Regions from separate parts of the Homo sapiens genome. Here regions 1 and 3 are each linked to region 2. Evidence: chromatin loops called from intact Hi-C (ENCODE). Cell type or tissue: heart right ventricle. All regions are shown on one strand.

Region 1 (8,000 bases), 170 kb before region 2:
CTCTTCCTGACATGCATATATCCTGATAGACATATATCCATATCCTAATAGATAGATATATATCCATGTCCTGATAGACGTCTATCCATATCCTGATACATGTGTCCCAGAATATATGATGTGTGTATATATGTGTGTGTATATATATATATATATATATTTAACTTTTACATGTATAGATATCCTAGAGATCTCTGAATCAGTGGAGGCTGCCCTCACTTTGGCGGCTATGTAGCAGTCCATGGTGTGGAGGTGCCATCATTGATTGAACTTGTCCACTGTGGTTAATTGGGTACTTGTTTCCAATCTGTAGCTATTAAACTGTGCTCAGGCCAGGCGTGGTGGCTCATGCCTGTAATCCCCACACTTGGGGAGGCTGAGGTGGGCAGATCACTTGAGGTCAGGAGTTTGAGACCAACCTGGCCAACATGGCGAAACCCCATCTCTACTAAAAGTACAAAAATTAGCCAGGCATGGTGCCCACCTGTAATCCCAGCTACTTGGAAGGCTGAGATGGGAGAATTGCTTGAATCCGGGAGGCGGAGGTTGCAGTGAGCCAAGATTGTGCCACTGCATTCCAGCCTGGGCAACAGAGTGAGTGAGACTCTGTCTCAAGAAATAAATAGGCCAGGTGCAGTGACTCACATCTGTAATCCCAGCACTTTGGGAGGCCAAGGCAGGTGGATCACCTGAGGTCAGGAGTTCAAGACCAGCTTGGGCAACATGGAGAAACCTCGTCTCTACTAAAAATACAAAAATTAGCCAGGTGTAGTGGCACACACCTGTAGTCCCAGCTACTCGGGAGGCTGAGGCAGAAGAATCACTTGAACCAGGAGGTAGAGGTTGCTGTGAGCTGATATTGTGCCACTGCACTCTAGCCTGGGTGACAGAGGGAGACTCTGCCTCAATAAATAAACAAACTGTGCTCTGTGAGTAAGCCTGTTCATGTGTCATTCTTCTTTGTGCAGGTGTATCTGTTGTGCAGGTGTATTGGTTGTGCAGGTGTATCTGTAGGTTAGATCCCAGAACTGGGGTTGCAGGATCAAGGGTAAATACATCTCATTTTGGTGGCCACCTCCAGATTTCTCCTCCATGAGAGTCGTGCCCTTTGGTACTCTTATCAGCAGTGACTTGAGAGGCCAGTTTCTCCACAGCCTCACCAACAGGATTGTGAAACGTTTGAATTCTTGCCTATCCCATAGGTGAGAAGTGCCTCATGTTTCTTAACCTGAGTAACATTGATCCAGCCTTACATATCGTGAACAAGGAGCTAAGTGAACTCAGCCTAGTCTGCTTTTCCCTGAATGGCAAGTGTCCTGTGCACATCTGTGTCCAGGTCTTTGTGCTTGCTGTCCCTCTGTCAGGAATGCTCTTCCATTTCACTTTAGACATTTTCACATCCTGTGAGGCTTCCAGATGCCTTCTTCTCTATGAAACGTTTTCCGATTATGCTTTACGCTGCATTTTTGTCCTTCTCCACGTTCCCTCTGGCTTAGTGCTGCTGCCTTGTGTGGCTGCCAGTCACATAGCTGTTGCCCAGAGCCAGGTGGGAGTCTGCAGTCAGGCAGGTCTGGTTTTGAATTCCAGCCTTACCACTTACTATCTCTGGATCCTTGGTCAAATTTCTTCTTGGAGCCTCAGTTTTCTCATCTATAAAATGGGAATGATACTTCTCTAGGAGAAGCCACATAAAGTATGCGGCAGCAGATAGGCATTTAATAAACATCAGCTCCTCGAGGGCAGATCCGTCTTCTTGTTTTCTGCCCTGCCTTCCATGTGCCCTTGCATGCAGTGAATAAAGATATTGTGTCTATTCTTTAAAACACAAAACTGTGGCCAGATGCGGTGGCTCACACCTGTAATCCCAGCACTTTGGGAGGCCGAGGCGAGCGGATCACTCAAGGCCAGGAATTTGAGACCAGCCAGGCCAACATGGTGAAACCCCATCTCTACTAAAACTACAAAAATTAGCTGGGTGTGGTGGTGCACACCTATAATCCCAGCTACTTGGGAGGTTGAGGCAGGAGAATCTCTTGAGCTTGGGAGGCGGAGGTTGTAGTGAGCTGATATCATGCCACTGCAATCCAGCCTGGGTGACAGAGCAAGACTCTGTCTCAAAAAATAAAACAAAATGAAACAAAACAACAAACTTTATAGGAAGTGAATGGTGATTTATTCAGCAATTATTTGAACACATATTTTGTTCCAGGCATAGATCTCAAAACTGAGGATTTAGGCTGGGCACGGTAGCTCATGCCTGTAATCCCAGCCCTTTGGGAGGCCAAGGCAAGTGGATCACCTGAGGTCAGGAGTTCGAGAACAGCCTGAGCAATGTGGTGAAACCCCATCTCTGTTAAAAATACAAAAATTAGCTGGGCATAATGTCGTGCACCTGTAGTCTCAGCTACTCGGGAGGCTGAGACAGGAGAATTGTTTGAATCCAGGAGGCGGAGGTTGCAGTAAGCCAAGATTGCAACACTGTGTTCCAGCCTGGGCAATAAAGCGAGACTCCATCTCAAAAAAAAAAAAAAAAAAAAAAACAAAACAAAACAGCGGAAAGAGAAAATCCCTGTCTTTGTGGAGCTTGCATTCAATTAGGGTGATAGACACCCAATGAATAGAAGTAAATGATTCAGTAGTAAGCATAGATCCAACTATTGTATATCATTTTGTTAAGTTGAGGAACTGTAAGTTCCTTGGGGGCAGGAAGGATGACTGCCCTTCATGGAACCTCTTCAGAGCCTAGTATGATGGAGGAAACCCATACCCACATCTATTAATGTCTCCCCTCTGCTTAAACCCCTAGCAGCTCCTCATGGCCTCCGGGCTATGGTTCAGACTCCTTTCCTGGACTGCAAGGCCCTGTGTGATCCGGGGCCTGCCTTTCTATCTGGCTTTGTTTGTTGCCTGGATATCTATCCACCCTACGTTCCAGCTCCACTGGACCTCCAGTTCCTAAAATGTTCCATGCTGTCTCATCTCTGCTTTATTCTACCTGTTATTCCACTTGCCTGTAATGGTTTCCATGCCCACCTCACCTGGCTAATATCTATATATCCTTTAAATCCTTTTGTTCTGTCTTGGATGTCACTGTCTTCAGGAAACCATCCTTGATTTTCCCACCTCTCAGTCTGTGTTGTGTGCCCCTCCAGCTCTGTGCTCAGTAACAATCAGGACTTCTTTGCTTCAGCCTTTTATTTTTTATTTTTTTTTAAATAAAGATGAGGTCTCACTATGTTGCCCAGGCTGGTCTTGAATTCCTGAGCTCAAGTGATCCTCCCACCTCGGCCTCCCAAAGTGCTGGGATTACAGGCATGAGCTACCACACCTGACCCAGACTTCTACAGCATTATAGGGTAATTGCTGGTTTACTTGTCTGAATCTCCCTAATTGTTCAGCCCCCTCCGGAGTAGGCTTGTCTCTCCCATCTGGTGGTATGTATCTGCAATGAGTACCTGGCACAATGAGTTATGGCTAGACAGATGGATAGTTGAAGCGTAGAATAGGAAGTGGATACATGTTCTGACTTGGCTCTCCTCACTGGGGCCAGCCCAGTCGGAACCTGTTTTCCTTTGTAGGAATCTTGTTTCCCTTTGCCACTCCCTTGAGGCAAGCAACAGGTCCTGCTTCTGGTCCATCACAGGTCTGATGACCCTGGAATGATCACTTACCATTCTGGGGCATTTATTAAATGACCCACTGGGGCTGCAGGATTGCTTAAGTGCAAGAGCTCTGTTGATGTATTCCACAGGAATGGCACCCCTTAGGGTTGTGTAATGTGCCCATGTTGCATTAGATGTTCCATCCAGATCTGAGGTTCCATGGGTGGGGGCCTCCTGCCTCTCTCACCCAGGTTTTCCTCGGGAAGAGCAGTGCCTAATTAAAACCACAAAGGGAAAAACCAGGGCGGCAGACTGTGTGTTATTGTGGCTGATGATGCTTGACATGGCCAGTAGAGGGCAGCAGAGCCGTCCACCATGACCTCCACATTTTCGTTATTGTAAATAAGGGATCCTGAGGATGCCTTCTCCACTCCCTCCCCGTGTGTTTGCTCTCATAGGATGGTTGTTTTTCTGGAAGGTTTGTGGTCTAGCCATTGAACAGAGAGAAAAACATCCCCTTAGGATGTGTTGATGCAAAAAGATGATTTTAGAAAAATTGCCCTCTGGGTTCAAAGAAAGATTACATCATTTCCTCACCTTGAATGTACACAGTCTAGGGATATCTAAACTTTATTTTTTTAATTTATTTATTTTTGAGATGGAGTTTCACTCTTGTTGCCCAGGCTGGAGTGCAGTGGTACAATCTCGGCTCACTGCAACCTCCACCTCCTGGGTTCAAGTGATTCTCCTGCCTCAGCCTCCCAAGTAGCTGGGATTACAGGCGCCCGCCACTGCACCCAGCTAATTTTTGCATTTTTTAGTAGAGGTGGGGTTTCACCATGTTAGCCAGGTTGGTCTCCAACTCCTGACCTCAGGTGATCCACCCACCTATGCCTCCCGAAGTGTTGGGATTACAGGCGTGAGCCACCGTGCCTGGCCTGTACCTAAACTTTTGATGAGGCTATTCTTATCTGTGAACCAACATTTGTGACTAAAGCTCACCTTGGGGAATACAGTGGTAACCTTGCACAGAGAATGCTGTGGCTAGCAGCAGCCCCGTCTGGGGTGGCGCAGACACTCCAGGCTGCTTTGTCTGTCTGAAATCCCAGCAGTGTCATCACAGCATCTTGTGCAAAACATTGATGGTGAAAGATAACAATTTCTTCTATTGCTCACCAGCCTCATTTGGAAAGTTAATTACCAGCTTGTGGAAGTTAAGGAAAGACAAGTTCTTAAACTCAGGGGGATTTGGCATTTTAAAATACAGGTCTGTGGGTGGGAAAATAAGGTTTGTGTGTGGGAAGGATTTGGGAAAATGGACTGAGTGTTAATTTAAGGACTTGAAGTGTTTATGAGGGAACCCTGGATAAGAATAACATTTTAAAAATTGGAGATGATGAGAAACTCAAGCACCAAGGTAAAGAAGTCTGGCTTGTGTTCTTCAACTGGTTTCATGGTCATCAGCAGCAGCCATTGCTCAGAACTCCAACAAAAGCTCTCTAATCTCTTAACTAAAAACTTTTTTTTTTTTTTTGGTTGGGGGTGGGGGGCAGTGGCTGGAGTCTCGTTCTGTCGCTGAGGCTGGAGTGCAGTGGCACAATCTGGGCTCACTGCAACCTCTGCCTCCCAGGTTCAAGCAATTCTATCTCAGCCTCCCCAGTAGCTGGGACTACAGGCTCCCACCACCATGCCCAGCTAATTTTTGCATTTTTGGTAGAGACAGGTTTTGCCATGTTGGCCAGGCTGGTCTCAAACTCCTGATCTCAAGCAATCCACCCGCATTGGCCTCCCTAAGTGCTGGGATTACAGGCGTGAGCCATCACGTCCAGCCCCTAATTAAAAACTCTATATAAATATTTGAGGATCTAAAATACAGAGATACTATAAACATACCCCCCTTTTTTTTTTTTTTTTTTTACTTTCTGAAATCTTTCATTCTCTTTAAAAAATTTCAGAATGAGCACTCTTGGTCTCTTTCCAGGGCGATCCTTGCTAGATATTTTTCTTATATCCAGCTTCTGCTAATTAAATTGAAACAATCCTGACTTCATATTTCACTTGCTCTCCTATCATTCGGCTCCTTATCAGATTGCTGCTTTTTAAAAAAAATTTTGAGACAGGGTTTCACTCTGTCACCCAGGCTGGAGTGCAGTGGTGCGATCTCAGCTCACTGCAGCCTTCTCCTGAGCTCCAGCAATCCTCCCACCTCAGCTTCCCAAGCAGCTGGGACTAGGGGCATGCGCCACCACACCCAGCTAATATATATATATATATACACGTGTGTATGTGTATATATATGTGTGTGTGTATATACACACACACATATATATACACACACATACATATATATACACACATACACACACACACACATACACACACACATATATATATATATATGTATATATATATATATTTTTTTTTTTTTAGAGACAGGGGTCCAGGCTATGTTGCCCAAGCCGCTCTTGGACTTCTGGGCTCAAATGATCCTCCCACCTCAGCCTCCCAAACAGTTGGGATTATAGACACGAAACACTGTGCCCCGCTCAGATTGCTGCTTCAAATCCCTCTTGGGATCACACCTCAAAGAGTCCTGACGTATTTTCATAGAAAACAGCCCATGGGCCTAGAGCCTGTATTATCATACAGTGTAAGGTGAGAAAATTTCAAGGCACGATTTCCAAATGTTAATTTTTCTTCCTTCTACTCCTTCCTTTTGGAGAAGAATTTAAAAGGGACCATTGGTTTGAATCAATGAAAATATTGGCTTAGGTTACTCTGTATTTTGTAAACTTGTTGAAGTACTTGGTTTAACCATTGAAATGCCAAGATTCTATTTAGCTCAACTGTCTCTACACCAGAGATCAACTTTCCTTTTATAGGAGTCATTGATTCAAGAGGAAAATATAATCTGGTATTAGGTCATTTTTAAGAAAAATAATTTTTTAATTTTTGTGGCTACATAGTAGGTGCTTATGTACCTGGGGTACATGAGATGTTTTGATGCAGGCATGCAGTGCGTAATAATCACATCTTGGAAAATGAGGTATCTATTCCCTCATGCATTTATCCTTTGAGTTACAAATGATTCAGTTATACTCTTCTTTATTTTTAAATTTATAATTAAATTATCATTGACGGTAGTCTTCAAGAAAAATGTACTTGAAACTTAGAAAAAAGTTCAGGAAGATGACTGAGTGCCCTTTTAATATCCTACTAGAACATTGTCTGACAAACCCAGCAAAGATCATCTAATAATCTAGGGGAAAATGTAGCAATGTTTTTCTGCAGACTGCCAGATAGTAAATATTTTGGGCTTTGTAGGCCAAAATATGTACTGTCTGTAGCTACTTAACTCTGCCATCATAGTGTGAAAGCAGCCACGGGTAATACATAACTGAATGGATACAGCCACTGTAGGTGCTGAAAAGGGATGATGCCTTTCTTCTCCATCATAAAAATCATGGCCAGCACCTCTATAACAAAAAGGTTAACAGACAAAAGCATAACACATTTCTTTGATCATACTTTTGCGTGACACAGCAGTCTTCAGATCGAAGACCCAAAGATACAGGGGAAGCTATCCATTTTTATGCTTCAGTTTGATGATGAATGGATAGCTGTGTGGAACTGTGGTTGGACCAAAAGGGTGTGATCTAATGCTAATAGGCTGAGCGGGGGAACCCAGCAAGGGCTGTCTGTTCAGATTCTTCTTGGACTCTCTGCAGCATAATTTCCTTCCAGGTATGGGGCAGGACCCTTTCTGGAATGGGGGTCTTATGAACTACAACCAAACAAGGTCAGTCAGATTATTTCTTTGTGGCCAATTCTTACACAGAAAAGTAGGGGAAATTTTTAGATTTTATGGCTGGCTTTGGGGAAAAGGGTTTTGGTTTCCATGATCTCCATTGGGGAAGAGGGATTCTAATATCTGTGCTTGCCTTTTTGGGGGAAAGGGGGAATGAGGCTGAGAGGCAAGCAGGACAAGGTCAGAGAAAAACTGCTTCTGAGCCCTTACTTTAGGGTATTGTCTTCTGAGCCCTAACACTGTTCCAATAAAACTTTATTTAGAGACACTGAAATTTGGATTTCATAGCATTTTCATATTTCATTTTATGTTATAAAATATTCTTTTAGGCTGGGCACGGTGGTTCACGCCTGTAATCCCAGCACTTTGGGAGGCTGAGGTGGGTGGATCACCTGAGGTCGGGAGTTCAAGACCAGCCTGACCAACATGGAGAAACCCCATCTCTACTAAAAATACAAAAAATTAGCTGGGCGTGGTGGCACATGCCTGTAATCCCATTTACTTGGGAGGCTGAGGCAGGAGAATTGCTTGAACCTGGGAGGCGGAGGTTGTGGTGAGCCGAGATTTTGCCATTGCATTCTAGCCTGGGC
Region 2 (8,000 bases):
GACCGCACTAAGCATGCCTAGGAAGGAAAGGAGTTGTTGTTTTGTAAGGGATTGAGGTTTGGGAGATTAGTCAGATACGATCAGCAGGGAGAGCACGTGTGTTTTTATGAGAATTATGCCCAGATAGGTAACAGATGGGGATGAAATTTGGGCTTGACTGAAGTAATGGGACCTGTCTGTGAAGCCTTGCGGCAGTACAGCCCAGGTAATTTGCTGAGCCTAATGAGTGTCAGGGTCAGTCCAAGTGAAAGCGAAGAGAGGCTGGGATGAAGGGTGCAAAGGAATAGTAAAGAAAGCGTGTTTGAGATCCAGAACAGAATAATGGGTAGTAGAGGGAGATATTGAGGATAGGAGAGTATATGGGTTTGGCACCACAGGATGGGTAGGCAAAACAATTTGGTTGATAAGGCTCAGATCCTGAACTAACCTGTAAGGCTTGTCTGGTTCGAGGACAGGTGAAATGGGGGAATTGTAAGTAGAGTTTATAGGCTTTAAAAGGCCATGCTGTAGCAGGCGAGTGATAACAGGCTTTAATCTTTTTAAAGCATGCTGTGGGATGGGATATTGGCATTGAGCGGGGTAAGGGTGATTAGGTTTTAATGAGATGGTAAGGGGTCCATGATCGGTCACCAAGGAGGGAGTAGAGGTATATTATACTTGTGGGTTAAGGTGGGGGGATACAAGAGGAGGACGCAAAGGAGGCTTTGGATTGGGAAGAAGGGCAGCAATGAGATGTAGCCTTAGTCCAGGAATAGTCAGGGAAGCAGATAGTTTAGTTAAAGTGTCTCGGCCTAATAAGGGAACTGGGCAGGTGGGGATAACTAAAAAGGAGTGCTTAAAAGAGTATTGTCTAAGTTGGCACCAGATTTGAGGAGTTTTAAGAGGTTTAGAAGCTTGACTGTCAATACCTACAACAGTTATGGAGGCAAGAGAAACAGGCCCTTGAAAAGAAGGTAATGTGGAGTGGGTAGCCTCCGTATTAAGAAGGGGACGGACTTACTCTCCACTGTGAGAGTTACTTAGAGCGTCTGTGATGGTCCTGTAAGCTTCTGAGGCAATCAGGCGGTGTCAGTCTTCAGCTGCTAAGCCGAGAAGATCTGGGAAGGAGTCAGAGAGCCTTCAGCCAGAGTTCCAGGGGCTCTGGGAGTGGCTGCCAGGTGAGTTGAACAGTCCGATTTCCAGTGGGGTCCTGCACAGATGGGACACGGCTTAGGAGGAATCCTGGGCTGCGGGCATTCCTTGGCCTGGTGGCCAGATTTCTGGCACTTGTAGCAAGCTCCTGGGGGAGGCAGTTCTGGATGTACACCTAGCCACTGCGGTTCAGGCGTTTGGAAGTTCTTGTGTGCTGGAGATGTGGCTGGAGTTTGTCTCACAGTGGAGGCAAGGAATTGCAACTCGGAAATATGTTGCTACTTGGCTGCCTCTACTCTATTATTGTACACCTTGAAGGCAAGGTTAAGTAAGTCCTGTTGTGGGGTTTGAGGGCCGGAATTTAATTTTTGGAGCTTTATTTAATGTTGGGAGCAGATTGGGTAATACAATGTATATTGAGAATAAGACGGCCTTTTGACCTTTTAGGATCTAGGGCTATAAAGCATCTCAGGGTTGCTGCCGAACGAGCCATGAACTGGGCTGGGTTTTTATATTTGATGAAGAAGAGCCTAAACGCTCTCTGATTTGGGATAAAGAAAAAGGAGCATTAACCTTGACTATGCCTTTAGCTCCAGCCACTTTTCTAAGAGTAAATTGCTGGGCAGGTTGGGGAGGGCTAGTCACGGAACGAAACTATAAGCTGGACTGGGTGTGAGGAGGGGAGGGGATAAAAGGATTATAGGGTGGAGGAGCGGAGGCTGAGGAAGAATTGAGACCTCGCTTGGCCTGGTGAGGGGAGAGGTCAGATGGGTCTGTAGAAAAGGAAGATTAGACAGACTCAGCGACGCTTGGGGTTGGGACTGGGGACAGGTGGGAGGGAAAGAAGGAAGATTTGGGACGAGTCACATTGGGAACAGAGACTAGGGAGGGACCGATGTGTAAAAGAATGCCTGGACATCAGGCACCTCAGACCATTTGCCTATTTTACGACAAGAATTATTTAGATCTTGTAGGATGGAAAAATTGAAAGTGCCGTTTTCCGGCTATTTGGAACTACTGTCGAGTTTGTATTGGGGTCAAGCGGCATTGCAGAAGAAAATAAGGCATTTAGGTTTTAGGTCAGGAGTGAGTTGAAGAGGTTTTAAGTTCTTAAGAACACGGGCTAAGGGAGAAGAAGGAGGAATGGAAGGTGGAAGCTTGCCCATAGTGAAGGAGGCAAGCCCAGAGAAAGGAGAGTAGAGACACGGAGAAGGGGTGGGGGATTCTTACCCTCCAGAAAAGTGGAAAAGGGGTCAGGGCACGGAAAAAAGGGATGGGGCACAGAGATAAGAGGTTGGGGTTCTTGTCCCTCCTCCAGGAAAGTGGGACTTGCCTCAAAGGGTGAAGGACCAAGGCAGGCGTCCCTGCGTGGTCTGACACCTCTGAAACGTGGGTGAATAATCAGGCGTCCCTGCAATGATTAAACACCAAGGGAAGGCTGCCTTCCCAGTCCATGACCGGCGCCAGAGTTTTAGGTCCATAGATAAAACGTGTCTCCTTTGTCTCTACCAGAAAATGAAAAGAATTGAAATTAAGAGAAGGCAGAGATTGAAGTGTGGCATCAAGATTGAGAGGAGAAAGGTTGAGGAATAGTGAGGGAGGTTGGAGAAGAGAGTAAAAAGAGGCTGCTTACCTGATTTAAAATTGGTGAGATGTTCCTTGGGCTGGTGGGTCTGAGGACCTGAGGTCATAGGTGGATCTTTTTCACGGAGCAAAGAGCAGGAGGACAGGGGATTGATCTCCCAAGGGAGGTCCCCCGATCCGAGTCACAGCACCAAATTTCATGTGCGTCCGTGTGAAGAGACCACCAAACAGGCTTTGTGTGAGCAATAAAGCTTTTAATCACCTGGGTGCAGGCGGGCTGAGTCCGAAAAGGGAGTCAGCGAAGGAAGATGGGGTGGGGCCGTTTTATAAGATTTGGGTAGGTAAAGGAAAATTACAGTCAAAGGGGGGTTCTCTGGCGGGCAGGAGTGGGGGTCACAAGGTGCTCAGTAGGGGAGCTTTTGAGCCAGGATGAGCCAGGAGAAGGAATTTCTCAAGATAATATCATCAGTTAAGGCAGGAACAGGCCATTTTCACTTCTTTTGTGGTGGAATGTCATCAGTTAAGGCAGGAACTGGCCATCTGGATGTGTACGTGCAGGTCACAGGGGATATGATGGCTTAGCTTGGGCTTAGAGGCCTGACAGAAACCACTGACATAAAGGGAGATGCCAGGAACCACTGGGCACCAGGTGGATGGAAAGGGCCCAGGTTGGAGGAGGGCTGGGGAGACAACTGGTGGACTGTTTGGGTTTTATTGCCATATTCTGTGTACATAAAAAACAACATAGGCCGGGTGCGGTGGCTCACGCCTGTAATCTCAGCACTTTGGGAGGCTGAAGCGGGCAGATCACCTGAGGTCGGGAGTTCAAGACCTCAAGACCAGCCTGACCAACATGGTGAAACCCTGTCTCTACTAAAAATACAAAATTAGCTGGGCGTGGTAGTGCATGCCTGTAATCCCAGCTACTCGGGAGGCTGAGGCAGGAGAATCACTTGAACCCAGGAGGCGGAGAGGTTGTGATGAGGCGAGATTGCACCATTGCACTCCAGCCTGGGCAAAAAGAGCGAAACTCCTTCTCAAAAAAATAAAATAAAAATAAAATAAAAAATACTCCACGTAGAGTTATGCAAAAAAGGAAATGTTACCACAGCATGAAGTGTGCCGCTTGGCTCAGTTGTGAATAGTGATAACAGCCAGAATAATGGTCACGCGGAATACTGATTTAACCGAAACTGTGACAAACCTCATCAGCCGGGCAGGGATGCGTGTGGAGCGAGCCGCTGGCCAAGTGCTGCCAGATGCCCCAAGTGACCCAGAGAAATGGTCATCTGGATTTCCACGCTAAACATTTCCCGATTTTTAAATGCTGCCAAGTATCTTTTCAAAGATACACTTCAGGCCAAACACACCTGCTGGGGGCTAGCTGAAGCAGCCAGCCCCAGTTTGCGATCCTGCCCAGGAGGGCCCTCAAGCGCTTGCCCCAGGGTCTTGGCAGTTCTCCGGAAAGTCGGGGCCCCGCCGGTCTGGCAGATGCTTCCTAGCGAACCCAGGGGCAGCGCGCTGGGCGGAGGCCCTCCCTGGGGAGCCCCCGGGGTCCCCGGCCAACAGCTGTGCCTGCTGCCACACCTCCCAGCTGGACACAGCTCTCCTGTAGCGAAAACAAAACCCACCAAGCAGGTGGCTGCAGGAGCCCGCGCGCAACGCGCCCGCTCCTGGCCGCGCACGCCCCCTGGCGGCCATCGGGAAGCATCGCCGCCGCGTTCCTTGGGGAGAGCCACGCCTCTGGGAAAGCTAAGAACTGTTCACATTAGAAGCATCCACTTGCACGGTTTTTTTGTTGCTGTTTTTTGGGGGGTTTTGTTGTTGTTGTTTTGTGGGTTTCTTTTTCTTTTTGAGACAGAGTCTAACTCTGTCACCCAGGCTGGAGTCCAGTGGCGGCACGATCTCGGCTCACTGCAACCTCCAACTCCCAGGTTCAAGCAATTCTCTTGCCTCAGCCTACCCAGTAGCTGGGATTACAGGCGCCCACCGCCACGCCCGGCTAATTTTTGTATTTTAGTAGAGACGGGGTTTCACCATGTTGGCCAGGCTGGTCTCAAACTCCTGACCTCATGATCCGCCCACCTCGGCCTCTCAAAGTGCTAGGATTACAGGCGTGAGCCACCGCGCCCGGCCTGCACGTTTTATTTGAACCTCAGGTACACAGATTAATCATCATCCTGAGTTCATAACACTCTTACACTCTAATCATGGTCCATGCATGGCCTCCTTCCTCCCTCCTTCCCTATTTTTTGTTTATAGTCAGCACTGAAGCTAGTCGTGACAACCTGCATTCAACTGTAACAATATGCTTCTTCAGTTCATCACCCTCCCATCTTTTTCCTCCCAAGGTAACCTCCCAAATCCCCCATTGATCACGGGCTTGCATTTCTTGTAATCTTGGTAGTTTATAATTAAATGGAAAAGATACCACACTGTATGTAATCTTTCAGGACTTTATTCACTTACCATTATGCAACATGTTACATCCTCTTGGCCTCACCTATCCCTTGATCCAGCCACCACTGCAGTGCTAGCCCTGCAAGGCCTACGACCATGTCATGCCAGCATAACCTGATAGCTGTGATTTGGGCCTTCAACTGTCACCTTGGCGCTTTCCTGTGGACACTGCCATGGGACCTGCTCAGCGGCCACACAGTGCAACTTGCAAGTGCTGCAGGGGAATTCACTCCCTGTGAGGTAACACTGACCAATGGGACACAGGAACCAGTGCGTGCATTCTTCCTCCTCCTCTCCTGGACCAGACCACCCTGAGGCACATTTTACACAGCTTCTCAGAGGACAGTCCTGTGGAATCGAGCAACCAATCACACAGTGGTGGCTAACTCAGTAATATCCTCATATTGGCTCACTCTCCTTCCCTGGTTCACTCATGATGATGGCTCAGCGGGCCACGTGGATACAAGCTGAAAATGTGTGCTGGCTGCACTAATAGTGTTATTTCAGGGGTAGCCTTGAAAGACAGCAGTGAAAGGAAACACTCCCAATGGGCAAAGCTCTGGGCAGTGCATCTGATCATCCGCTGGAAAGAAAATATACAGACTCAGGGAGTGGTGAACGGCTTGGCTGATTGGCCAGGGGACTGGAAAGAGAAAGACCGCAAGGCCCCAGAGGGATGAGTGAGACAAAACGAGTCTTCAGCCACTAAACTTCTCAAACAAGCAAGTCATTTGAACAAGAGGTGGATTTCTTACAAAATGCAAACTCTGAGTAATGAGGCCACTGCATATCAGAAAAAAAGCCCAGAAAAAAACCTGCATAATACATGTTATGACTGAAAGCCAGGTATGGATGGAATGAAAGGGACAGGCAGAGCTGGACTAGCTAGGGGGCTGTAAGGGTGCTCAGAACAGCAGATGACCTGATACAAAACCTGGAGTGGATGTCACAGTTCCTGTGGAGCAAAGATCTAAGTCTCAGCTGATACAACTCAGTCTGGGGCAAACGACAGCAGAGGGACAAGACTTAGATGTGGGGTTGCATCCCCAGATTCATTCCTACCCAGGAGGAAGTCCCAAATATTCCTAAACTTACTACATACTTGCTGTGGTTTTGTGAGGTGGTGTGTTGTGTGTGTGTGTGTGTCTGTGTGTGTGTGTGTTTGCCTGGATTGTGCTTCTCTTTTGCAAGAACCTGTTCACTGGATACATTTATTGTGACCCCTGTTGGTGACTCATATCAGGAGCAGTCAGATGCATGCCCAAGAATGGTGTTTACTCATAAAGCTTGCCAAGCATAACATTTGAAACAATGCCTCTTTCTGGGAGAAGAAAAAGTATTTGGTCTTCTCACACAGGTTTTATACCAACAGAGGTGCTATACAGCGCTTTCTTTTTTTGAGATGGAGTTCCGCTTTTATTGCCCAGCTGGAGTGCAATGGCGTGATCTCAGCTCACCACAACCTCCGCCTCCCAGGTTCAAACGATTCTCCTGCCTCAGCCTCCCGAGTAGCTGGGATTACAGACATGAGCCACCACACCTGGCTAATTTTTTTGTATTTTTACTAGAGACAGGGTTTCTCCATGTTGGTCAGGCTGGTCTTGAACTACCGACCTCAGGTGACCCACCTGCTTCAGCGTCCCAAAGGAGCCACCGTGCCCAGCCTATACAGAGCTTTCTTTAGCTGAACATCCCTGTCTGTCGAATGGATGCTGGGAACTCTACTGTGGATTAGGGAAGCTTCAAAAAGAGTGTGGCCATCTTTTGTTTCAATTGTGCTGACATAATAAAAATGAATGAATGTTTTGCTGCCATCCTACCTGGTACTTGGTTTGCAACCTAGGGTATTGCTAATGCATTATTTTAGATCTCCCTGTGGGGAATGTCAGTTTGCTTTCACGAGCACAGCATATAGCACACTTTTATTGCCCTGAATTTCCCAGTGATGTGGCATCAGTGGGTTGGACAAACCCAGCACAGTGTGAACTGCTGGTGTATGGGCAGGCATTTCCATCATGTCTGCACAAAGAAGACTGCTTTCAGGGCGTTACATGCCACCCAAGCACCACTGACGAAAGACAGGTGGGCCCTGAGCAAGGACAAAACCCAGGCGCTCTGCCTTTCAAGTGGTCATCTTGGGGGCTGTGTCACAGCTCAAATAGATATTTCACAATTAAATAAGGAAAACTTTGTAATAGCCACCAACTACAAAAGAAGAAGAAGGAGGAGGAGGAGGAAGAGGAAGAGGAAGAAGAAGAAGAAGAAGATAGAAGAAGGACAAGGAGGAGAGGAGGAGAGGAGGGGGAGGGGGAGGAGGAGGAGAAAAGAAGAAAAAAGAAAGAAGAAGAAGAAGAAAAGTGGCCCTACAGCAAAATTGGCCGCTGGATGGTACATCCCAAACCTAAGAATATTCCTACAGCTTCCATCCCCCAAGTCATCAGACATGTGGCCACATTTGCCCAAGAGCCTGAACAACAAAGAACCTAAGAATCAGCCCAGACAGCAGTAACAGAAGCCTTGCCCTAGAGCCTTTATTTCCTTTGGGTCAAGGAACTACAGGGGTCTGGGACTAACTGCACAGTTGATTAGAGCCTTTGGCAAACCAGACTTCTCTGGTTCTTCTTCTAGACTTTGACCTTTTGAACTTGAGGACTTCTTCCTGCTGCTGAGAAACAACGGCCAGCATCACTGAGCCCTGCCTACGCAAAACAGTCTTCAACTTGACATTCTCATCCTGCAATTCTGAACTAAGTTTCACAAATGGGTGGGACAAGCTCCAGAACATCCCATCACGAGAAGAAAATGGATCTTCCAATTAAGGGCCA
Region 3 (8,000 bases), 92 kb before region 2:
GCTGAAGCTGTGCGCTCTGTTGATATGACTCCCATGGCCTCTGCCTCTTGATCTCTCACCTGTTTAGCAGTGCTGTTTTTTTCTGTTTGTGCTGGTTCTCTTTTTCTAATTCCATATCCAAGCTCTGATTACCCCTACATAGGAGAGTTGAGATTTCTTCAGTGTCTAGTCATACCCACCCCAGACCTTTGAAAGTACCAATGAAGAATGTTCTGGGGTTGTGGACTAGGCCCGCCCAAAGAGGTAGTGGGGAAGGAAGCTCCAAAAATGAGAGGTGAGTGTAGGGTATGGATGTGTGAGCAGGTGGTGTCGGGGGGCACACAAGGCCACTCTGTGCCCAAAATGTAGCAAGCCATGGAAGGCTGAACTTCCATAACACAGACCTGTAGGCAACTGGTGATGTGATCTTTGGGGAGCTGATTCCCAGTCATCACTGATTTTGCAGAAAAGCTGAAATAACTAGTCACAGTTGGCATGCTCTGCCCTTCCGTCCAGCTCTCCCTCTCACACTCACCAAAGCATGTGCACCTTCCACATACCCTGTGGGTTTTTCAAGTACTTTATGTTGCAAACAACACTCCATAAAAGTCAGAAAAAACAGTAACCTACAGAGGCCTGCTTCTGGAAACAGAAAGAAGCCTGCTTTTATGCTCCACGCAAGCATGTGTGTGTCATTTCTATAATCACGGCCACATTTATAGAACGTAACTTCTGGGGTGAAAAGTGCCGTAAACCACACTCTGAAATGTCCTTCAAGTAGACTGTAATTTTAGTTCTTTCTTGAACTGGTAGCACCAAAGGCATCTGTTTCAAAAGAGCAATGCCTAGTTTGTGTCCATGCAGGGGCACTTGCTGTCTTGTCTTTATTGGTGTTTCTTCAGAAGCATGATCCTTTATGTTACCCTGAGAGTTCACTAAAACAATAACAGCAAAAAGCATTTATTTTTCACTGAAAAGAAATTATTATTTCATCTTTTGAATACTGAGACTTCGTTCATGAATAAGCTTTAAGTGTAGGTTTTTAGACAACAAAATGATTCTCTGTTGTTCAGATTGGAGCTGTAAGTTGTGAATTGGGTTTGCTTTAATTTTTTTCTCTTAAAAAACAAGAGAAAACAAAGCCACACACAATACAGTCAACATAAAAATAGGTTTCTGGGGGCTTGAAAAATATTATTACAGGGATAGTGTACAAGGTACTTAAACTCATCTCTGCCATCTGCGCTTGCCATCTGCATTCACCTCTCAGCCATTCCAAAACCTTCACGTCCTCTTTGGTGGAGCAGAGTGAGTTTTTAACTTGATATATTTACCCACTCATGGCAAATCAATAAAGTGCTTTAGGCAATTAATCTCTCTTTATTGCTATTTCCAACTTACTGCTCCCAAAAGATAAATATTTGGCCAACCTTTGAAAACTACAAGAAAATCTAGAGAAGAGGATGTTCGATATCAGTATTTATTTTTTATTTTTAAGTTGCTCCCTTCATAGGAAAATCCCTTCGGGGCATCAGCACACAAAAGATTATAAATACATGAAATATCTCTGTAATAGAAGGTAGACGTTTAGAAATGCTAACTGAAGATGCAGCCCTGGGTAGAAAATCAACTTAAAGTCCATATTTTTGTTTTCTAGACAATTATTATTTTGAAAAGATGAGTTTTCACAGAAAAAATTGGTTTTATTGAAATTTAATTGAAAAGATAAATTTTCACCGAAAAAAATCTGGACATATGATACATGCAAGCACATGCGCGCACACACACAAGCACACACACTCTGAAAGGTGGCAGCCTGAGCGTTTGTTAACTTGGCTGCACATTAATGTTCTGCTGGCAACATCTGCTGCCAAATGTGAATCGTAAGCAGACAGCTGTGAAGGAAGGTAAGATAACTTCCAGTGTTGATGATGACCTAGAATAATGGGGAAGATTATAATGCATGTTGTTATAAGTTGGGGGGTATATAAACTTGGGTTCTTGGTATATGTAAAAGAAGATAGGGTTTGGGAGAAAGTGCTTGGCATCACAGAGTGATGACTTTTCAGAAACTTAGGAAGGTAAGTGGGAAGAAAGGTGCTGATTAAAAAGATATTCCATCTGGAAGATATGTTTTGAGAAAACTTTCCTATCTATGGCAGAATTGTTTTTGCTAGAATATTCAGAATAGCTAAATGAACCCAGGGCATAGGGAACCTTGTGGCTGCCTCCCCAGCATCTTTTCTTCCTCCTCATATTCTCAAACTGCCCTAGTTTTTATTCAGTATCCAGACCACCCTCTTATAGCCCCAGTGTTTTGTGAGAGGCCGACTCCATTAGGACTCTAGGAATGGAGCCTACGGCTCTGCCTCAGCTCATCAGCATGAGACCACCCTCCTCCTCCACCACAGTGATTGGTTCAGAGATGGTCATGTGACCCACGGCTTGCTTGGGAGTTCTGGGAAAGAGGCATGCTGTGTACGTGTGTGTTATCTAATATACATTGACCCTTTATGCCAGGCACTGTACTAAAGGGCTTTCCATCTATTATCTCATTTAACTCTCAGAAGGGGAACCCTGCGCAGTAGATACTAGATTATCCTCACTTTACAGAGGAGGAAACTGAGGTACAAAGAGGTTAAGCAATTTTATAAAATGTTATAAAAGTCATCTAGCTAGCAAGTGTGGAGAGCAAGCATATTAACTGCTGGTGTTAATGTATTATGTATTTAAAGCACCTGGCACACAATTGGTGCTCAATAAATGATTTCCCTTCTTTTTTTAATGTTTTAATTGACAATAATTGCATGTATTTTGTGGTTATAATGTTATGTGGCTTTGGGGGGTTTTCTTACTTTTTATTTATTTATTTATATTTTTTGAGACAGGGTCTCACTCTGTTACCCAGAGTACAGTGGCACAATAATAGGCTCACTGCAGCCTCAACCTCCAGGGCTCAAGCAATCCTCTCACCTCAGCCTAGCTGGGACCACTGAGACCACAGTCGTCTACTACCAACCAACCACACCTGGTTAATTTTTTATTTTTTTCATAGACATGAGGTGTCACTACATTGCCCAGGCTGGTCTCGAACTCCTGAGCTTAAACGATCTTTGTGCCTCAGCCTCCCAAAGTGCTGGGATTACAGGCATGAGCTGTGCCTGGCCACAATGTGATGTTTTGATTTTTGTATACATTGTGGAATTATTAAATCCGTGCTTACTCTTTTTTTTCTTCTTCTTCTTCTTCTTCTTTTGAGACAGGGTCTCACTCTGTCACCCAGGCTGGAGTTGCAGTGGCAGAATCACGGCTCATTGAAGCCTAGACTTCCCGGGACTCAGATGATCCTCCCACCTCAGCTTCCCGACTAGCTGGGGCTACAGGCATGTGTCACCACGCCTGGCTAATTTTGTATTTTCTGTAGAAACAGGGTTTCGCTGGTCTCAACCTCTCAGGCTCAAGCGATCCACCTGCCTCTGCCTCCCAAAGCGCTAGGATTACAGATGAGAGCCACTGCCCCTGGCCTGCAGCTCTTTTGATGGAACTCTTAGAAGCAACAGTCCTCTCCTTGGGTGAGAAAATATGTAGCCAGGAAGTCGTTTGTAAAAATTTTGTGACCACAAGGGGGAGCCAGTCATAGGCTAACAGTAACGAAGAGTTAAGAGGTGGAAAGAAACTTCATCAATGATAACATCATTGAACCATTGAATCAATTCAGCCCTGAATGCTACCAAGCTCTGACTTTGCAATTACATGAGCAATTCTGCCCACTTAAACTAATTTCCATTACTTGCAACAACAGGCATCATAACCATTACTCAGGACATCCTGGCAAACACCTTTCAAGCAAGTCACCACAAGGGCCTGTATAGACGGTAGTGATGATGAGAGGAGCCAACTTTAGCACCAATGCTATTTAGCAGTAGAAGGGTAGAAAAAGGGAAATTTTGAAAGCCCATTTGACAGTGACTCGGGCCTTCCTAAAGTTATTGCTGAAGGTGGCAATAGCGTGGGAAAATCCTAGAAAAAGAAAGAGCTGGGAGGATGGGTACTCAAAGGAGTACCGCATGACCTATCTTTGGCCATTGCAATAGGAAAGCTGAGTGTGGAGGAGGAACATGAACCATCTGGCCTCCAGCCATTTTAACTTAGGAGAATTCCACCGTGTTGTCGTAAAGGCAAATAGTCACTGGAGAGGTGGCTTCTCTCTCTCTAGGTAAGTTGAGCATTAAGTGCCAAAGAACGTTGAGAATGAGGACTAGACCTAAACTCTTGGCATTTAGGAAAAAGAACTTAGATATCACATATGGTGCAATTAAATCCACAATGAGATACTACTTCACACCCTCTAGAAGGGGTAAATTAAAAAAAAAAAATACCAGGTGTTGGCGAGGTTATGCAGCATCTGGAATTTTTATACACCGCTGGTGGGAGTGTAAAATGGTATAATTACTTACAAAGTTAAACAATACTTGTAACCCAGCAATTCCAGTCCTAGATATCCACCCATGAGAAATATATCCACAAAAATATTGAGCAAGAATATGCATAGCAGCTGTATTCATAGTTGCCCCAAACTGGAAACAACCCAAATGGCTATCAAATGGTGAATGAATACATTGTGTATCTCTACAATGGAATACTGCTCAGCAATAAAAGGGAACAAACTACTGATATAGGCAACAATGTGGATGAATCACCAAAACGTTATGCTGAATAAAAGAAGCCAGACCAAAAAAAATCATTTGATTCTATTTATATGAAACCCTAGAAAAGGCAAAACAAAGCTATAGTGACAGGAAGCAGATCAGTGGTTGCCTGGAAATAGGGCTGGAGCAGTTGGCTTACAAAGAGGCACACGGAGATGTTCTGAGGTGACAGGAATATTCTACATCTTGATTGTGGTGGGGATTGCATGGGTGTATACATTTGTCAAAACTCACAAACTATTCACGTAAAATGGGTGTATTTTAATATACATTATAGCTTGATAAAGTTGATTTTAAAAGAAAAAAAGTGGAATATTTAAAAATGTCCACTCTTGCCCTTCTCCCATCTGCCATGCTGTTGAATTGTTTATTACCTCCTATATCCCATCTGGTTTGTGATCTTTTGGAGAGTTGGGAAGGTGAGGTTTCATCCCCGTCTTCCCTCTGGAGCTCAGCACAGTGCCTGGAATGTAGTATGTGTTCAATTAAATGTCTACTGTAGTGAAAAGACTGGGAAGTTAATGAAGAGTCCTAGAACACCGTGAAGGGTGAGTTAGAAGACAATAGAGGTAAACCAATAGAGAGGGCAAGCTTAAGAGAGGTCTGTGAAATGAGAGCTGTGGGGATGGGAGACTGCCAGGAGATGCAGGAGGCTACAGCTGGGTGATGAGGCCAGCAGGGACCTGGAAGTGAAGAGCTGATGCATCTGTGTTACCCAGAAATGATTGTCAGAACAGTGCTTGATAAATAGCAGCTACCAGGTGGCTAATGAACTGGGTACCTGGGAAAACACACAACCAGTACATAGGTTTCTAGAACATAGAAATGACTGTTTATGAGCTGTGGGGCCTAATAACCTCCAACCATTTAATGATACGGTACTAGGTTTAGCCATGTGAAATGGTCACTATTAGACTCTGTCCTACAAAAATGGCAATTTCATACAATTCGACCTACAACTTTATACTTGAGTTTCACACATAATATTAGTTGATCCTCAATCTTTGCCCTGGCCGGGCGCAGTGGCTCACGTAAATCCCAGCAGTTTGGGAGGCCGAGGCGGTTGGATTACCTGAGGTCTGGAGTTCGAGACCAGCCTGGCCAACATGGTGAAACCCCATCTCTACTAAAAATACAAAAAATCAGCCGGGCATGGTGTTGGGCGCCTGTAATCCCAGCTACTCGGGAGGCTGAGGCAGAAGAATCTCTTGAACCCGGGAGGCGGAGGTTGCAGTAGGCCAAGATCGTGCCACTGCACTCCAGCCTGGGTAACACAGCAAGATTCCATCTCAAAAAAAAAAAAAAAAAATCTTTGCCTTACATTAGGCAGGTGTCCATCGCTCCATTTATCTCGTAGAGACAATGGAGGCTCCACTGAGTTGTCAATGACTTGCCCATGGTTACTCAGTTAGAATAGCTTGGGCTGGCACTGAGATTTTCTCACTCCGTCCCAACTCCTCCAGCCTAGTTTACTGAAAACATCTGGACTGTGAGGAAAGGAACCAGGTGAAAACTGCAAGGTGTGGGGATAAGGTAGTACATTTCCAGAAATCTATTTGGCATTATATATGAAAAGCCGTATATATGTTTGTTCCCTTGATTTGGGGATGTATCTCTTAGGAGTTTAAGATTCATGCACAAAAATGTTAATCCTGTCTTTAATCCAGGGAAAACAACTGGAGTCAGCCTAAAACCCTAACAGTAGGAGAAAGCCGAAGTAAGTACTTACATCTACTCAATGAGCCTTTAGAAATTAATGTACTCCCAATATCCCCTCCCAAGATTATTCAGAATCAGAATCGGCTAACACCATTATTAATGACTCCACTTTGTATTTTTAACAGATACACTTCTCAAGCTGTGCTGAACCGTGGTTGCTAGATTGGTCATTAAATCGAAGATCAGTTAACATGTTGTCTTTCTAAAAATACGTGATGGAGAAAAGTTGTGCACACAAAAATATCAGTGGCACTGAAAACTGTTTACAAGGAGTTTTTAGTAGAAAATGTTTATGGTGTAACTTTGAATTTACAAAAGGCAGAGCAAACTTGAGTAGTAAAGAGTGGCAGGATCGCAAGGTGATTTTTTATTTTGTTTTTCTGTATTTCTCCCAATTTTCTCCAGTAAGCATAAAATACATTCATAATCTGGAAATAAATATTTTTAACTAAAAGACAAGATAAAGCAGTAGTCTTAGTAGGTTGAAACAATCAGTATCCTATTTGTGGAAAAATTAAAATCTTCCAGCCTCTTTGCAAAGACAAACAAGCAGCCTGGGCAATTGCATGAGGACCACTGAGGGGACTGCACCTGTTGCCTTTGCCTTTTTTTCGGCAGGAAGTATAGTCAGCTTTGGTCATCATTTATCTCATTTATGAAAGATTTCATGGATAAAGTAAGAAAGAGAGTCTGCCTGCCTGCAAATCACTCATTTACAAATTTTGAATAACAAGATTATTGTGAAAATTTACATCTGTATACTTACTTATAGTAGGAAAAAAAAAAAACTATGAGAATTTACATTTGTATTTCTAGCCTACATGGAGAGAAGTTCTTGCATTCACACTATTCTGCTGTCTTACACAATTCCAGAACATTCGTTCACCATACTTAGAGAAGGTATAACATGTAATAGTCTTCTGTGATTTCTTAAATAGCACTGGACTTTAACTTTTTAAAAATAAGGGGTAGCTGAGCATGATGGCATGTGCCTGTAGTCCCAGCAATTTGGGAGGCTGAGGTGAGAGGATTGCTTGAGTCCAGGAATTCGAGACCAGCCTGGGCAGCATAGCAAGACCCTGTCTCTATAAAAAAAAAAATAATTACAACAGAAAAATTAGCCTAGTGCGGTAGCACACGCCTATAGTCTCAACTACTTGAGAGGCTGAGATGGGAGGATTGCTTGAGCCCAGGAGTTCGAGGCTGCAGTGAGCTCTGACCATGCCACTGCACTCCGGCCTGGGCGGCAGAGCAAGACCTTGTCTCTAAAAAATAAATAAAATTTAAAAAATAAAATAAGGGATGATGGTCATTAAGAATAGTGCTGTAATCCAGCAAAGTCCCACCCCAAATGGCCTCATTCTTAATTCCTGTGTCTACTTTTCATAGATTTATAGGCTCTTTCCTCACTGTCCAGACTGACAGTACAGTCTGTCTTTTATGATCGTACATCTCCCCTCTGCAGCAGCCTAACCCCTTCTAATGAAGTGTTCTTAATTTTCACTAGACTCGTTGGAATGGTATATAAAATGAGAGCTGGCACAGGCTGAAGGGCAGCCTCTCCTACAAGTTAAGGGCATGATCCTTAATGCT

The links. Peaks named below come from ENCODE experiments on the same cell type or tissue, not always from the same donor. Only the 100,000 strongest peaks of a DNase experiment are listed, where the experiment ranks them.
Region 1: it touches region 2 in a loop (14-fold over the local background); 71 of 110 quality-filtered maps call a loop at or near these places.
Region 3: a loop joins it to region 2, with 10 times the contacts of the local background. A loop is called at or near these places in 91 of 110 quality-filtered maps.

What each region holds. Positions count from the first base shown.
Region 1 is chr3:32,292,939-32,300,938 of GRCh38, forward strand. The region is part of intron 1 of CMTM8 (CKLF like MARVEL transmembrane domain containing 8); the gene reads left to right. Among named protein-coding and RNA genes, the nearest start is that of CMTM8, 58 kb to the left of the region's middle. In heart right ventricle, CTCF peaks have their summits at 3,958 (motif pointing right) and 4,173; a DNase peak (open chromatin) is centred at 3,963.
Region 2 is chr3:32,463,598-32,471,597 of GRCh38, forward strand. No RefSeq gene overlaps it. Among named protein-coding and RNA genes, the nearest start is that of CMTM6, 35 kb to the right of the region's middle. RefSeq lists silencers at 4,090-4,159, 4,750-4,859. In heart right ventricle, a CTCF peak has its summit at 4,403 (motif pointing left); DNase peaks (open chromatin) are centred at 3,466 and 4,414; H3K4me3 peaks cover 829 bases; H3K27ac peaks cover 254 bases.
Region 3 is chr3:32,371,643-32,379,642 of GRCh38, forward strand. It overlaps LOC124909361 (a long non-coding RNA gene), which reads left to right. Exons shown (of 2, transcript XR_007095859.1): 1 at 1-6,405; 2 at 6,533-6,861. Among named protein-coding and RNA genes, the nearest start is that of CMTM7, 16 kb to the right of the region's middle. In heart right ventricle, CTCF peaks have their summits at 3,614 (motif pointing right) and 3,815; a DNase peak (open chromatin) is centred at 3,559.